Linked DNA regions of Homo sapiens: region 1 is linked to region 2. The links are chromatin loops, found by intact Hi-C in ENCODE. Cell type or tissue: sigmoid colon. All regions are shown on one strand. Links, peaks and the distances in the headings refer to the core of each region. The heading gives the core; the rest is flanking DNA. Region 1 has its middle 78 kb from the start of LINC01422. Region 2 has its middle 120 kb from the start of LINC01638.

Evidence for each region. A loop is a pair of places that touch in the nucleus more often than their neighbours do. Peaks named below come from ENCODE experiments on the same cell type or tissue, not always from the same donor. Only the 100,000 strongest peaks of a DNase experiment are listed, where the experiment ranks them.
Region 1: a loop joins it to region 2, with 3 times the contacts of the local background. A loop is called at or near these places in 2 of 110 quality-filtered maps.

Annotation. Positions count from the first base shown.
Region 1 is chr22:26,977,345-26,985,775 of GRCh38, reverse strand. No RefSeq gene overlaps it. Among named protein-coding and RNA genes, the nearest start is that of LINC01422, 78 kb to the right of the region's middle. In sigmoid colon, for the core only: no CTCF peak of the experiment used is centred there; DNase peaks (open chromatin) are centred at 4,045 and 4,485.
Region 2 is chr22:27,102,291-27,110,639 of GRCh38, reverse strand. No RefSeq gene overlaps it. Among named protein-coding and RNA genes, the nearest start is that of LINC01638, 120 kb to the left of the region's middle. In sigmoid colon, for the core only: no CTCF peak of the experiment used is centred there; DNase peaks (open chromatin) are centred at 1,729, 2,639, 3,510 and 4,879; H3K27ac peaks cover 191 bases.

The DNA of each region.
Region 1 (8,431 bases), core at 227-8,226, 120 kb after region 2:
AATTAGAGAGAATTAGGGAGAACAGCCTGGACAATGGCATGGAGAGGGGAAGGACTCATTGAGACTAGCTGTTGTATTGCTGAAGAGTTAAGCCTTTATTTTATAGATGTCAGGGATACAGGGAAGAGGTAAAACCTAGGGATATGGTTCCTGGTCTTTGGACTAGCTGAAAGCATTTGGGACACATAGAACTTCATATACAGCAGCTCATTCTCTTTCTTGAGAATCTATCCAGAATCATGTTGCAGGAAACATCAAGCCATCAAGGGGAGGAAAGATGGAGCAAGAAACTTGGGGGAAGCAGAAGACAGTCCAGTACACAGTAAGGAATGGCATGGAGTAAGAGATTCGGAACCAGGACTCTGAAAAGTTAGGTAATTTTGCAGTTCCTCCTTTGCATGGGTTTGGCACAGAACCAGGCAATGGTGACTTAAAAGTCATTTAGATCTAGATCATAAGTTTCCATTGAAACAGCCTCCAGAGTGCAGGGGACTGGATCAATGGGGGATTGAGCTGGGGGAAGGGGAAAATGGGAAGCCAAAAGCGGAGAAATTCAGAGAATCCCCTGCAGTAACACTGAAGTATCTGCAGACAGCAGGGTGTATAATGATGCATGATAAATAGCTGTTTCCTTTCCGAGGCCCCAGAAACTCATATTCTGGAATCTACCCCCTCCTAGGCTCGCGTGCATCACCAGTGCACATATCTTGCACATCCAGAAGACCATAGAGTTTGGGGAGGTGGGATCATCTAGAAGGATGGAGAGAGAAAATAGGGTTGGACAGAGCCTCCCTCCCACCAATTTACAGAGGAAGAAACTATAGTCCAGACTGAGCCATGACTGGCCAAAGATCACACACCCAGGTGTTCCCCCTCCAGCCTACTGATCCTCCATTCCACAGGTTAATTCCTTTCTTCCTGTATTTCCATTTTAGCAACTCCAAGATGGCAGGTTTAACAGGTAATTCCGCTTAGAAACTGAACTAGAAAAGGAGGGGACATCTTAAGCCATCATTATAATAGCACAATCAGCTGCTCTATTTGCAGGGACAGATCATAATAAGATAAATATGAGGTGAGCAAAGGAAAACCGTTTTTCCTTGAGACCTGATTGTGTCAGTACTTAGCAGAGAGGCAGTTACAAGGCCATGCATGGATTACAGGCAGAGAATAAATCCCATGCCAACAGACAGTGGTACACACCCCAGGCTTAAAGATATGGAGGGCAACCCCATTCCTCTGAAACTCAGGTCAGATCCATGGTAGAGGTTTGCCTTTCTTGGATCATGCCAACCATCTTGGGCAGCACTGTCTACTTCTACCACCCACCACCGGCTGCCCCCCCAGATCCCTCTCAACCTTCAAGACCACCTCAAAGTGTCAAAGCCAGAGACATGAGCATCCAAGTCCTGATTCTGTTCCTCCTCACTCAGGTAGCTCTGAAAGGGTGAATTAAGCCTTTAGTGTGGCTTCAGTCTTGACTTTTAACCACCTGGTTCTCAGTTTCCTCATCCTTAAAATGGCCATAGCAACTGTCGTAGGTGCCTAGAGGCAGTGGCTGCACCAGATAAAACTGGAGGTCTCTTTGAAGATCTGGGATGTCTTTTCTCAATTTAACTCACCTTTGAGTCTCAGCTCCCAATATAAGCAAACATATTTCCCTGAAGACAATACAATCAGATTTGACTTCAAATTATCTGAGGTCCACCACTTCCAAGCTGTGGGATCCTGGATAAATTTCTGAGTCTGTCCAATTTCATGTCTCCAACTATGGATTAGGTACAATAGAAGATACTGTCTTGAGTTGTGTTTCCTAAGGAGAACCTAAGTCTGGAACTGGGGCCAGAGTGAGGACAGGAGAAGAGGGTGTGTATGGCGCATCTTGTTTAGATGGCAAGTGAGGTGCACAGGGTACAAAATTTAAAGAAACCCTCACTCTCCGGCACATACAGGTGCAAAGCCAACCCCTGAAAGTAGAAGCCTCCTTACATTTTGTGCCCTGAGTGCCTCTTCTGCCTCACCCTAGTCCTGTCCCTGAGGCTCTGGTGACTCTTATGCAAGAGATTTCTTTTGGGAGAGCTCTCAGGAGAAAAACTTGTAAAGATGAGGGGAACTGAACAGAGAAGGGGAAGAAGCCAGGCAAAGTAGTGGTTTCAATTCAGTGCTCACCTCTGCCTGATTCCTGGGAGCTGTGGACCATGAATGACACCAAAATATTGCCCTCCAGGAAGACAGGGGAGCTCCTATATTAGTCACTGACTACAGACAATCCCTGAGTGTGCCTAACTTCTCAGGCATTTCTGAGCAAGGTAGTTCTAGAGCCAATCTTGGGAAGCAGGGAGAGGAGTCAGCAACCAACACTCATAGTAGCTCAGGGCTGGGTGCACCGACCAGGCAAAGAGGATTTGAACAGGGACCAACAATGTCTGCTGTGAGTGCCATCTCCAGAGGGTGGCTGGGAGGTTAAGGAAGGGGATGGGGACATGGCACATCTTGTTTAGATGGTGCCTAGCAGACTCTCAACTAAGGGTAGTTAATATTACCCTAGACAAAACAGCAGGCTCCATGGAAGCAGACTTCATCCCAGTCTCTGCCAATCTATTCCCAGTTGTTAGTTTAGTGTTGGTCCTATAGTAAGTTCTCATTTGTTCACCAAATGAATGAATTATTGTTACCGGTATCCATTATTACCATAATTACCACTATGTTGGCTGAATATGACCATACTAATACATGACAAATAGATTAGACCACTCGTTCCAAACTTGAGGTGAGAAGATGTTTCCAAAGGAAATAATCTTAAATTTTATTTTGGTTTTTGTTATTTTCTTTTTGAATTTCCAGCTGATGAGTGCTCAAGGCAGCTTCTTAGCCTCCAAAGCCCTGGGATAAGAAGCCTACTCTGTGACCTGCTCTGCTATGCTGTCTTGAGGTCTCTGGCTCTCCATAGACCCTTGGCCTTTTCAGATCTTTCCCATTAGCTATCTCCAAGCCAGACTCCTATGCAGGTCATCATGCTCTTTCTCTAGGACATGGCTGTCCATGGCTCTCAAATTCTGGGCTGAGCCTCATGACCTTTGTCAAATTCCCTCACAGATGTGCTGGGATAAAATGAACCAATTAACCCCAATACACTTGCTTTTTTTTTTTTTTTTTAGACGGAGTCTCATTCTGTTGCCCAGGCTGGAGTGCAGTGGTGTGATCTCGACTCACTGCAACCTCTGCCTACTGGGTTCAAGCGATTCTTCTGCCTCAGTCTCCCAAGTAGCTGGGCTTAACAGGCGCCTGCCACCACGCCCAGCTAATTTTTTGTATTTTTAGTAGAGACAGGGTTTCACCATGTTGGCCAGGCTGGTCTTGAACTCCTGACCTCAAGTGATCCACCCACCTTGGCCTCCCAAAATGCTGGGATTACAGGCCTGAGCCACCGCACCCGGCCAGCTCTCCTTTCAAATGTCATCTCTTCCAGGTAGACCTCCCTGATCTCCACCTAAGCTGCTACAGGCCCTCACTGTTCTCTGCCCTCTTCCTTAATGCACATTTTGCAGTTACATGTATCCAATTGGCATGATGGCTTACTTAGGTCTATGAGTTCCATGAGGGCAGGGCTGTGTCTGGCTATTCACTCCTTTACCCCTAGTGCCTGGCACTGAGTAGGTGCCCAGTAAACATGTAATGAATTTAGAATTGGCTCTCCTGCAACTCACTTAAAGTAGGTACCCTAGGTATCTTATTCCTCAGCCTTGTTCAGTGGGTTCTGGTCATCATAATTGCAAACAGATGCCATCCCCCACCTCCCACCATCCTCCTTTACCCTGCCTTCAGTTGTCTGCCTGCTTAGATGCTATATATTTTCAAGGCATTACCCTGTGTGATATGCATTCACACCACCCTCCGGCAGCTTAATCTTCCCCTCCCCAGTGTCCATTGGCATAATCAACCGGGGGCCTGCCCAGAACCTGCCAAGCTTATATTAATGTTGGCTCAGAGAGAGATTTATTCCTTCCCGGCATAGCTCGGGCTGGTCCTGGCTCAGCTAGGACTCCCCCACCCTTATACCCCTAACTGCACGCACATACACACACACACACACCAGCTCCATGTGGAGCCAGTTCTGTTTAGTGTTTGGGAGGAGAAGCTCCTTGGCCTCTGCCAAATATAGTCAATCACCCCCAGAGACTTTCAGAGCCTCTGCATCTTTGTTGGGGCTGGAAACTTGTTTCTTACTCTGCAAGGGCCACGAGCACATCGTGAATGTGATCTCACTTGGACATTTAAGTGCCAACCCTGGGATCAGACAGCTGTGTGATTTGAGTGAGTAATTTACCTCTCTGATAATCAGTTTGCTCATTCATAAAATGGAGATAATATTAGTGGGATAACATTAAGAGCTCGCGCTCCCGTAAAAGGTATTGTTTAAAAAGGAGAAACAAAACAGCCGCCGTCCTTGGAAGTGGGAGAGGCATAAGACAGAATGTCTACTCCCACCTCAGCCAGAGGTGGAGTCAGTCTTAGCCTCTGACCCCTGCTAGCTCCAATCACACAAACACTGCAGGGAGAAAGAGAAGAGCATCTGCCCTGGAGTCAGGCTGCCACCCTGTTCACCTGCTTCTGTCCTTGCCACCTGTCTCTGAGCTCCGGTCACGCAGAACTCATTGATCCCAGGACACACCTCCTTAGTACATGCTGTGTCCTCTGCCTGGATTTCCCTTCCACCTATTATCTGCCCAGATATAAAACCACCACTTATTGAAATCTTCCCTGCTCCCACCTCTTCTTTCTCAGCTCCAAGTAGAGATCATTTCCTGGGTTACCACACAACCTCATAAAAAGTTCTATTTGAACACTTTCTGTACTTACACCACCAGGATGTGATGTGGCTCTTCCACCAAATGGTGAATGCCTTGAGGACAGGAGTCTTGTCTATCTTCGATTCCCTAATGCTTAACCTAGTGTCCAGCACGTGGTAGGAAACTTAATCCATGATTGAATAAATTGTCCTCTGTGCCCCCAGTGTTTAACTCCAAGACTAGGACATACTAATTACCTAATGAATGTTTGTGAAAATGACCAATTAATTGCTATTTATCTGTCTCCATAGCCCCAGAGCCTAGAACAATAAGTGTTTGAATGAATGAGCTGTGCTCCACATTCCGGGCACTCAGTATGCTGCCTGGACCACAGTAGGTGCCAAGGAAAGGTTTGCATGTATGTTTACATTCCCGGCACCTGGTATAGAGTGTAGCTGACTACTGCAACTGACAATACCCATGCCCCTTCAGCCCAAAAAGCACAGGTTTATCTTATTTACCTGATGATGCAATGCAGGTTCAGGGCAGCAGAGGATCAGGAGTGAGAGAGAAGCTCTGTTCCACTTGTTCATTCAAGAACCCAGGCTCCTGATGATCCTGCAAGTTTCGACAAGTGGCCTTCTAGGGTCACACTGGGTGCTGAAGCCCAGCTGGCAGGTTGGAGAAAGAGTAGGATGATTTTGTGGCTAAGCCAGGGACTAGCCCACATCACTTCTGCTCAAGTTTCTTTGGTTAGAATTCAGTCACATGGCCAGACCTCACTGCAGGGAAGGCTGGGAGATGTAGCTTAAACTGTGTGCTCAGGAAAAAAAAGAAATTGATTTGATGAGCAGTGAGTAGTCCTACAAACTTGTCAATTATCCGTAAGTATTTGAGGAATAATAGGAATAATGAGTTTTTCCTTATCTGGATGCTAGCACAATGTTTGCACATAGTATATGCTCACTGAATAGTTGAAATAATCCATCTCTGTATCCTTGAAAGCCTTACATATTTTCTGGCATGGAGGTGGTACTCAGTAAATGAGTAGATAAAAGGAAGGAAGGAAGGAAGGGAGAGAGGGAGGAAGAAAGAAAGGATGGATTTAATAGTTTCATAACAGATGGGTGGATGATGGATACATGAATGGATGAATGGATGAAAGAAAGGAAGGATGGGCGGGATAAAGGAAGGAAGGAGGAGGGGAATTAAAAATGAAATGAAGTATTTCAGAGTGGATGGATAATGGATAGATGAATGGATGAAAGAAAGGGTGGGTGGGAGAAAGGAAGGAAGAAAGGGAAGGAGGGAGGAAGGAAGGATATGTATAAAATTTCAGATCCTAATATAGTTCTTCGCACATATTAACCGTTTGGGAAATTGTTACCTTCGTAAACTAGCGTAATGGGTTAGCCCTGCCGACTCAGATTTTCCCATTAACCTGATAATGGGTCCCATGGGATCTGCCCTTGGTCCTGATCCCTTGGTCCACACCAGCCCCACACCTCATTATACTCTACATAGGGACCTGGCCACCTTCCAGCTTCCAAGTAGGAAGGAGGTTACCTCCCGGTTTCCTGGATGTGGTGGCTAAAGCTCCAGTGGGAGCTGTGGAAGGCAGGGGGTGGGGAGACAGAGCAGGGTTTTCTATTCAAGGTCTGCTCCCTGCTTGAGTGATCAACATCATTTCCATACTATAATTACATTGCCCAATCCTCTCCTGATTTTACTGCTATCTTGTAAGCCATCCCGGTTGTGAGTAATTTAAAGCTATATGAGATGTCAGACTCCGTGAAACAATCACCCCTCAAAGAAATATGGCCCTAGATCATAATTGATAAGTCCCATTAGGCAATGGGGCCTCTTATTTCCTATTTGGTCTCTTCTGAGATGGCCTTGTTGATTTGTCTAATGCAGACTCTGTCCCCAGCATTGTCAAGGAAGAAAGATTCCTCCAGCTTTTGGGGATGAGGGCTCAGGGGCCCCAAGCCTCGGAGTAGATGGAGGATGGGATTGAGGTAGGGTAGGTGGCTAGACCAGATACCTCCTGGCTGATTATTCCCTATGGTCTGCCTGATTTTTCTTGCCCAGAGAACTCCTACAAAGAGAATCTGCTACTACTGGGGATCAATAGGATCTGTTCTTGTGAAACCTGGTTAGGATAAAAGGAAAAGGGGGAGCATCTGGCTTTGAGCTCAGAGGTGCTCCCAAGGGGATGTCCCAGAACTCTGCAGATGGCCCAGGAGGGGCACATATCTTTGCAAAGCCTACTGCTCCATCAATCCTAATATCCTCATTCTCCAGCCTCTAACCTCTCAGCCTGGAGCTTCAGCTGAGCTAGAGTGTGATGAAATAATTGTGGCTATCTTGTGCTCTTGTAAAATTTAGAATTGGTTTGCTCAGACATCTCCCCAACTCTGTTTCTTCCCTTCACTCGTATTTTCTAAGTTTAGGGGTCAGAGAGGAAAGACTTCTCCTGTTGAAGAGGAAAGCATGCTGGAGTAAAGAGGAAAGAGCACTAAACTGGGAGTCAGTCAATGGGATTCCAGTCCCTACCCTGAAGCCAACTTTCTGAGCTGCTATGAGCAAGTCTCTTCCCCTCTCTGGGCCTGGATCTCCTCGCCTTAAGATAAGGAGTTAGCCTAGAACACATTAAAATTAGTTGCCAGGATTTAAAACCAAGAGATCTCACATAAAAGAGGCGTATAGCTCCTCCTATAAATTATGATTAAAATCGCCAGTCTCACATTCCACCTGGCCTCAAACAGCTGAAACTGGGTGGTGGCTTCCCTTTTTAGGTGGAGCCTGTACTCTCAACTTAACCACAATCCCCACCACTCCCTATTGCCTTATAACTTGCTTATGTTATCAACTGGCCTTTGTAAGCTTATGATTGTAATTTCTAGATATCTACTCCCTACTCCAGCTTTATTAGCTCACAATAAACTCACTCTCACAAAGGAGCCAATGGCTGATAACCATCACCTGTTAGACTCCTTGCCAACACTAATTAACCCTGAGCGGTGCCAATTCAGCACCCTGGACAGACCACTGAAAGCATTATTGGAGGCAAGTGAGTCCTCCCAGAGCCTACCAAATCTCACCTTGTAGGCAGCCACCCCCTTGCCTAGACTGAGAATATGCTGATACCTGGTTCCCTGGAACTTCATCTTGTGGTTACTACCCACCCCCAAATGTCCGCAGCTTCTGCTATCTGCCTGATTGTTTGTAATTCTGTCATTCTTTGTGATCGGGTTGGGAAGGTGGGGATACCGGGATGAGGTGGGTGATCCTTCTCTGGCAAGATATGTCAAAACTGCCTGTCTATCTTTTGGGTACAACTGCTGTTTCCCAAACGTCATCATCCATGTTGCTGTAAAGAATGACGGATCTGATATCATATGTTACCACTGTGCACTTTCGTTTTTGATATCTGTTTTTCCTTCCAAAATTTGCTGAGTGATTGATAGGCTGGGGTTGCTTTTTTGAGATGCATCATAAGGCCTCCTTCATGAACAACTTGGCCAGGCAACGTGGATTGGAGATAAGGGAAAATTGTCAAGTACCTCCAAGCTGTTTCGTGCTGGCGTCTCTTTGCAAGTTCCCTCCATGCCGTCCCTCTGGGAGTCCACAGCTGTCAG
Region 2 (8,349 bases), core at 350-8,349:
ACTTGGATGTCAGGACTTGATCTTGGGTGAGGATTCTGGGACATTTATGACAGAGGCTGGTGAACAGCAGGTGGAGACAGGAGAATGGCGGTTCTTCCATTGTATATCAAAGGTTCTTCTGTGCTTGGAAAAAGCACTGGACTGGGAGCCCAGAGGCCTGGGTTCAAGTGCAGGCTCCTACTGGATCATCCTAAGGCATGTGGTTCCCTCCTCCAATGCTCAATGAAAGTAGAGCATGATCGAGGGTAGCATGCACTGTTTGCTGCCCAGGGGCAGGCCCATGCTAAATGATTTGCATAGGGCTCTCATTTAATCTTCCCCCACAGCTCTAGTACTCTGTTTGTTCTCACTCTACCAAGTCCAATTGTTTCAATAGCTCATTCAAGGGCATGCAGTTGATAGCAGAGCTGGATTCAAACCCAGAAATCAACTCAAAGGTCTGAGCCCTTGACCATACCATGTCACTGCCTTTTGCCACCAAGAGCCAGATAATCATTGATGTTTCTTCCAACACTGACATATTTTTAGGCCTTCATGATTCTTGTAGATATCTTGTAGATATCTGCTTTGCAATATGGGGAGTGAAAGGGAGTTGAGCTATGCTTTTGTAATTGGGTGTCTGAAAAGGCTGGGCCCCTATTATATATGATCATACGCTTTATTCTTCCTTTCTAAAACTTAGCATGTTTGCAATTGAATAATTAAGTGTTTATTGTTTAATGGTTATCTACCCTGCTAGACTGAGGCTCCAAAAAGATCTCATCTATTTTGCTCACTGTTATGTCCCCAGTGCAGAGAAGAGTGGATGATATGTTGTGTTCGAATTGATATCATTTGACTGTGTCCCCACACAAATCTCATCTTGAATTGTAGCTCCCACAATTCCCATGTGACATAGGAGGGACCCGGTGGGAGATAATAGAATCATGGGGGTGGTTTCCCCCATACTGTTCTCATGGTAGTGAATAAGTCTCATGAGAGCTGATGGTTTTATAAGGGGTTTTCCCTTTCACTTGGCTCTCACTCTTTCTTGCCTGCCACCATGTAAAACGTGCCTTTTGCCTTTTTCCATGATTATGAGGCCTCCCCAGCCACATGGAACTGAGAGTCCATTAAACTCCTTTTTCTTTATAAATTACCCAGTCTCAGGCATGTCTTTATCTGCAGCATGAAAATGGACTAATACATGATTGAATGAATGGATAAATGAATGAGTAAGTGAAGTAATTTGTGAATATATTAGTGAGTGAGTGAAGGAACATGTGAATAATTGGGTGAGTGAATGATTGAGTGAAGTTTGGAGTAAATGAAGGAATAAATGAGTGAATGAGTGACTGAGTGAGTGAATGAATGAATGCATGAATGAATGAGTGATTGAATGAACAAATGAGTGAGTGAGTTAATGAATGAGTGAAGCCGGGAGACCAGGCTGAACTCTGATGAACAGAAGCCCCTCAGCGATGCTACCTTGTGGCCGCCATTTCATCTGGCCTGCGCTGCTGCTTCCTGGGCAAGGAAGGGTGCAGGGAGCAGGCCCAGCGTGCAGTGTCTTTGAAAGGGCAGTGGGCACTGACAGGGGCTTCTCTGGCGCGGGGCTGAGGGGCCTTGTCCAAGGCTGACTCGGGCCCCCGCCTTCCCCCTCTGGGAGCGATGCTCGCTAGAGCTGCTTCACATGGACACGCTTGAATAGCAGCCAGGGCTGTCTGGGCATCACGTGACTACCCGGCTGCCAAGGGAGCTCGAGGCAGCCAGGGTGGGGGCGGGGGGGGGGTGTCGGGGGTCACCTCCGCAGTTAAGTAATGTACCTGGCGGAGACTATGCTTGTGGAGAACAGTTCAAGGAACAAAGCGTTCTTCATTTTTCTTTTCTTCCTTTTTTCTTGATTCTTCTTTCTTGGCAGTCTGGATTCAGAATGTTTTCATGCCGGGTGGCCAAGGTGAGGGAGCGTTTTCAGGCGAGGAAGGGCAAGTTTGTTTTTTGATCTGCAGGGCTGGGTGTGCCGTCTCATGGCTGAGAGCTGAAAGGCTAGACCAGAGTTCCCCAGTTCAAATTGCAGCTTCTGATCCTGGCACTGAGGATGACCTTGAGCTACTTAATCAAGTCTTGGGAGCTTCACTTTCCTTATCTGTTAAGAGAAAGGGATCATAGTATCTAGCCCAAGAGATTAGTTTGAGGATTCAAAGAGACAATGGGTGTAAAAGACTCAGCACATTGAGTTCAGTTAATGCAGTGAATATTAACAACGACAACAACAATAATATTATTAATTGCGGGAACAGAAAACTAGTCCTGAGGTTTCTTTGTGCCAGAGGTGGATACAAATTAGTTAGGAGAGCAAGCATTTTTGCCACTAGATTTCCAGACATGAGGGCAAAGAGAAACTAGTTGAGGGAGACCCCCCCCCCGTGGAGTCTTTGCAATTTTCCATCAATTGTCTGAGCCTAAAATGTTCCTAGAGTTCATAGGGTCTAAGTACCTGGAGATGCTGAGGCCCAGAGAGGGAAGGGACTTACCCCAGGTCACACAGTAGCAGATGGTTAGAGCCCAGACGTTCTTATCATGCTTGAATTAATCATTGTGGTCTAGCTTTTCTAACACAACAGCAGACTATGCCCCCAGCAAGGATGAGTCACTGATTGGCTGTGCTCAAGCCTGACCTGGGCTCAGAGCCAAGCCTGATGGAGATGAGGGATACTGGTGTGAACACTTCCTTCTGCCTACCCAGCATGTCACTTTCCCAAAGCAGGTAACTACCCATTCAGGTGTTCTGGTCCTCGTTCCTGCAAGGGTGAGTACTGGCATTTTGGCCTGCAGTTTAGAAGTGAGTGTCCCAAAGGTGAACTGATGAACCCAGGATCATACGACTCATAAGTGTGTGGACAGATGGGTGGATGGAGCTGGGTTAATTGAATGCCACTTTGTCCCAGACATATTGAGGCACATCATAAAAGTGCCACCAGCCAGAAAGACCATTCTCTAACCCAGAGACCTCTGAGAACTCATATTTTGACATTTGGCTTTATCTAACATTGAGTTGCATCATGACCTTAAGCAAGTTACTTCTGCTTTTTGGGCCTCAGTGTCCTCATCTGTCAAATGGAAGTACCATAGCATCTACCTCTCTGGGGATGATTGTGCAGACTGAGTCTGTTAATGTAAAGTTCTTTGAATAGAGTCTGATGTGCATTAACTGCTCAGTAAATGTTGGCTGCCAACTAACCCAGAGGTCACGGTTCCTGGAAAGGTGGCAAGACAGCACCCTGCAGAGGGCTGGGGCTTTGGAAGGTAAGGTACATGACCCTCAGCTGTGGACTCCCTATGTGTGTGACCATTCTCTGTTACGAGGCATGCATGGAGGCACACAGCGAACATGCACTATGCCTTCATCCAAAGGAGAAAACAAGTCAGAAGCTTCTAAGAATTTTGGTTCCATGCCCAGTAAGAAGGGCCTGTGCTGTGCCAAGCTCCCAGGCTTGGGATCATGAGCACATGCCAGCCCTTCTCTTTTTGGGTCCACTTGAAAATGATCAGAGCTGTCTGAGGGACTCTTGCAGAAACGGAGGCCAACTCCTTGCCTGTCAAGGGAAGCCTTGGGAAAAGAGGGATCCTTTCCATCTCTCTGCGCCCAGAAGAAGCATGGGTTCTGGTAGGAAGGACAGATGTACTTGATTGGAATCCCATCTCAGACACTGACCAGCTGTGTGACCTCAGGAAAGTCACTTTCCCTCCCTGACCCGCAGTTTTTGCATCTGTACAATGGGGTTACTTTGAGAATTTAGTAAGAAAGTCTTTGTGGGAGTGGGCCCCACTTTGCTTGTGGCAGAAACCTTAATGCCAAGCACAAGCTTAACCCATAAAGGGCATTTAACAAGAATGTGGCAAATGGGTGATGATCAACAGCTGAACAGGAGCCAGGGGGTATTCTAAACATTTCCTGACATCAGTTCATTTAGTTCTCACAGTGAGAGAGACTATAATGACCCCTATTTCACAAGTGAGCAAACTGAGGCTTGGGGAAAAAAGCTGAATCCCACGTCCAAGGTCACTTAGCTAGTAAGTGACAGAGCCAGGATTTGAACCCAGGCAATTTGAAACTAGAGCTTAAGCTTATAGCCACTAGGATGCAGCAGATGCAGAAAGAAGATAGAAAAGAGATGCAAAACGGACATCACCTAGACTAGCATATACATGGAATGATCAATAAGTATCTGTAAAATCAATGCATTAATTAAAAGCAAAAAAAGCACACAACAATTGCTTTATTTTCCCACTCTGCAGGGTCTCAGAGATACAGAATTGCACAGAGAGAGTCCCAGTCCACAGAGAAGGTGAAAACATAAATGATCTCGAGTGTTGCTGACTCTCACATCCAACAGAGCATCCAACAGAGGCTCACACAGGTGGCCATCTGACCAAAGCCAGCCCTCTGTAAGTTGACTTAGCCTATGTAGCATTTTAAAAAATATCTTCATTGGTCTCTGAAATTTAAAAGTTGAGATATTTCACATTAAAAAAAAAAAACAAAAAAAAACACAAGATTGCTGGTGTAGAAGAGAAAAGTGTCCTTCATTTTGCCATGTGCTGGCCTCACTTTTTATTGTACATTTCTGGCCAGTCTCCTGGGGGGCACTTGAGTTTGCAACTCCCATGTGTACAGGGCTCTGGGGTTCGGGAGGGAGAAACATAAGCATGTAGGCCAAAGACTCAGTGAAAGCCCCAGTTTTGGGAGGATTTTCTGGTCTTGCTTGGAGAAAGATGACTCACGAGGCCAGCATGTGTCTCTTGCCGAGCCAGGTTTCCTTTCCTACTTTGTTTTTATAAAGCAGAAATAGAAGTTTCCATAACGTGGTGCAACTCCACCCAGCAGGCCTTGGGAAGCCGCTGCTATCTGTGAGCGTCCAAGGGAGAGCTTTGGTTGGGAGCCTGCTATTGCTCATGGAGCTGTGAGCACAGCGGGACAGCATGTGCTCGTCTCCACTGTTGGCTCTGCCTGAAGATGGGGACTCCGTACTGCGTTCCTCCTTGGGTGAGACTGTCAAAGAGCTGGGTCCCTCAGGCCACAAAAGAGTGGGGTAGGAGAATCAGAGACTTAGTCCAGGTTCTACAACTAACCAATCCATCTATTTATCATCCATCCATCCATCCATCCATCCATCATCCATCCATACATCATACATCCATCTATCCATCCATCCATCTATCCATCCATCCATTCATCCATCCATCCATCCATCCATCCATCCATCCATCCTTTTATCCATCCATCCATCCATCCATCCATCCATCCATCCTTTTATCCATCCATCTAAGGACTGTTTATTGAGCACCTACCATGTTTCAGACACCCCATGCTATACTTTGAAGAGACAGAAATAAAATAGACACAGACTGCACTATCCTCATAAAGTCTACAGTCAGGTGGGAAAGGCAGATATCAAAAATGTAGTAATAGATGAAGATTTGGGAGCAACCAAAACGTCCATTGATAGATTGGTTAAATGCAATTTGGCTTATTCTAGCATGAGATACCATGTGGCCCTTAAATGAAGCAGATCCCTATATGGTGACAGAACAACACCTAAGTGACAAAAGTGAAGGCACAGGCAATGACTGCACTTCATGTCCATTTCTACAAAACAAGAGCCTTGGATAGGCTTTGATATATTGGTTCTTGTAGAGAAGGTCTCTGGAAGGATCTGCAGGAAATTGGGAAAAGTTGGTGTCTAGTGAGAAAGCTGGGGTACTAGGGTTCAAAGAGGTGAGAGAGTTTTTGTGCTGCTTGAATGTTTTATTTTGAATGTTTTATTTTTTGAATGTGTAATGTTTTGTCAATAATATGGCAAGGAAATTTTAGAGATGTTGGTCAAAGAATACAAAATTTCAGTTAGACAGGAGGAATAAATTCGAGGCATCTGTTGTACAGCATGGGTGACTATAGTTAATGACAATATATTGTGTACTTGAAAATTGCTAAGAAAATAGATTTGAAGTGTTCTCACTACAAATAAATGTTAAGTATGTGCAGTAATACATATGCTAATTAGCTTGGTATGGCCATTCCATAGGGTATACGTATTTCAAAATACCGTGCTATATACCATAAATGTGTATAATTTTTATTTGTCAAATAAAAAATAAGAAGATAAAGGTAGATAGATGAGAGAGAGAGAAAGAAGGAGAATAGAGAAAGATAGATATAAAGTATAAAGTGTGAGGATAAAAGAAAAAGAAAAAGCCTTTACGAGAAGTTGGGAGAGTGTTTTAAAAAGGAAATCCAGGGTGTCTTAGACATTCAGAGGAAGCTTCCCTAAAAACGCATTATTCCAGGCACTGGGAGGAGCAATAGGACCTTAGCCCCTTCCCTCCCCTTTGTGGACCTAAAGCGTTACATCTGTAAAATGGAAAGAAGGCACCTCCCAGCCCAAGACCTCAGAAACTCTAGGAAGCAGAGTTCAAATCCAGGCTGCCTTCACCACCTCACCCCAGGGCAAACTGCTTCCCCAGGGCTCCCTCTACCTTTTCCCCTCCTGTTTCCCCTTCCTGATTTGGTAGACAGACCTGATCAACACTGTGATGATCAAGAAAAAAGAAAGAAAGACAATTTGATGTATACCAAAGCTCATGGACATTAAACTCCTAAGATATGCTATGTATCTCTCTGGGGGAGGGTGAGCACCTGCACCTTTATCTCCATAACCACCAAATGAATTATGGAGGCCAAAAAGGTGAACCTATCTGTGTGGATGGCTGCCAGCTGCTGTGTTATACTAGTGTGTTATAATAATAGTAGTGGATATTTCATGAGTGCTAACTCTGCACCAAGTACTTAGCCTGTAAGATCTCACTCATTCTAAAGGCAAGTCTAGGAGAGAGGCTATTGAACCCTATGTTGAGATGAAGTATCTGGGGCTCAGAGAAATTGAGTTACTTATTCAAGTTTGCACAGCTACTAAGTGCTGCAGTGAGAACCTGAAACCAGGTTATTTTGACCCCACTTTTTGTTCTCTTAACCACCAACCTACTTTGCTGCCCATCACACAGGGAGCTCTACCTCCCCATTCATCCAGGCCAGCGAAGGCTTCCTGGAAGAAGTGTCATTTAGGTTGTGACTGGGAGAACCAGAAGGCTTTCAGTCTTCACTGTAAGAAAGATTAGCCATTTTCCACAAGGAGGTTTTCTTCAAAATAAAAGGCCCTGGAGACATTAAAAGGAAACTCATAAAAAATTCATCTCTGAGTAGTAATTGCATCATAAAAAGTATTGAGTTGGTGTGCAGATGCAAATTGGGCCGTATGAATTAATGATGTAAACAGTTGGAATGAGGGTGCACATTCAGAAAATGTCCTACACCGTCTTCTTCAGTGTGTGAGGCGAAGTTGGGCCAGGTGGCACTGTGCCCTGAGGTTTAAGGGACATTTTTGGACTGCCGATGACCATGTTTTCAGATCTCCAAATCCTGCTCAGTGTTACTTCTATAGAACCTCCTGGATACATGGCTAGGCTCACAGTTTTCTCTAAATCCACACTCTCTGAGCACCTACTGTGTGCTGGAGCTGTTCTGAGGATGGTGCCCTGCCACCCCTCCATCCTCCCTGCCCCCTCCCTGCTCACCTCATGTGAATTTACTGATCCCAGGAGAATGAAGATGGATGTTCATGAACTTGCATGTCCACATTTTTTATGCATGCCTTTCTTGGTTTGTTGGCTGAAACATTCAACAAACATATTGAGCACCTACTACGTGCTGGGCGGGGCCTGACCTCAGCTCTCAGAGCTGGTCTTGGGGCAACAGGGAAAACACCCAAGTTGGGAGGAGGCCGAGAGTGACTTGTTGGTGGAGAGGACTCTAAGGTGAGACTCCAGAGATGGGGAGTGGGCCAGGCACAGATAGTGGTGGGGAGCAGCTCCACATAGAGGCAACCTGGACACTTATGAAACCGTGAAATGAAAGTGGAAGCTGAAATTGATGGAGATGAGCCTGGGGATGTAGAACACTCTGGAGGATCTTGTGCATCTGCCTAAGGACCTGGGGCATGGCCCTAACTTGGAGGAAAAGCAGCTTTTACTTTTCCCCCAAAGTCTGATTCTTTGTCGTGCAAGAGGTGGAAGCTGCAGTATGTTGATCTCATCGAAGTCCAGAGGAGGATCCACATAACATTTCTGCAATTTTTAAACCGGGTTCCATGGAACCCTGAGGCTCTGTGCCCATGTTTTCTGTAGCTCCATGGTGGGAAGTAGGTAAGAGAAGATTCAAGTGGGAAATATTCTGGAATCTCCCTCTGCTTTAACCAGATCAGCTCCACTTTTTTTTTTTTTTTTTTTTTTTTTTTGAGGTAGAGTCTCTCTCTG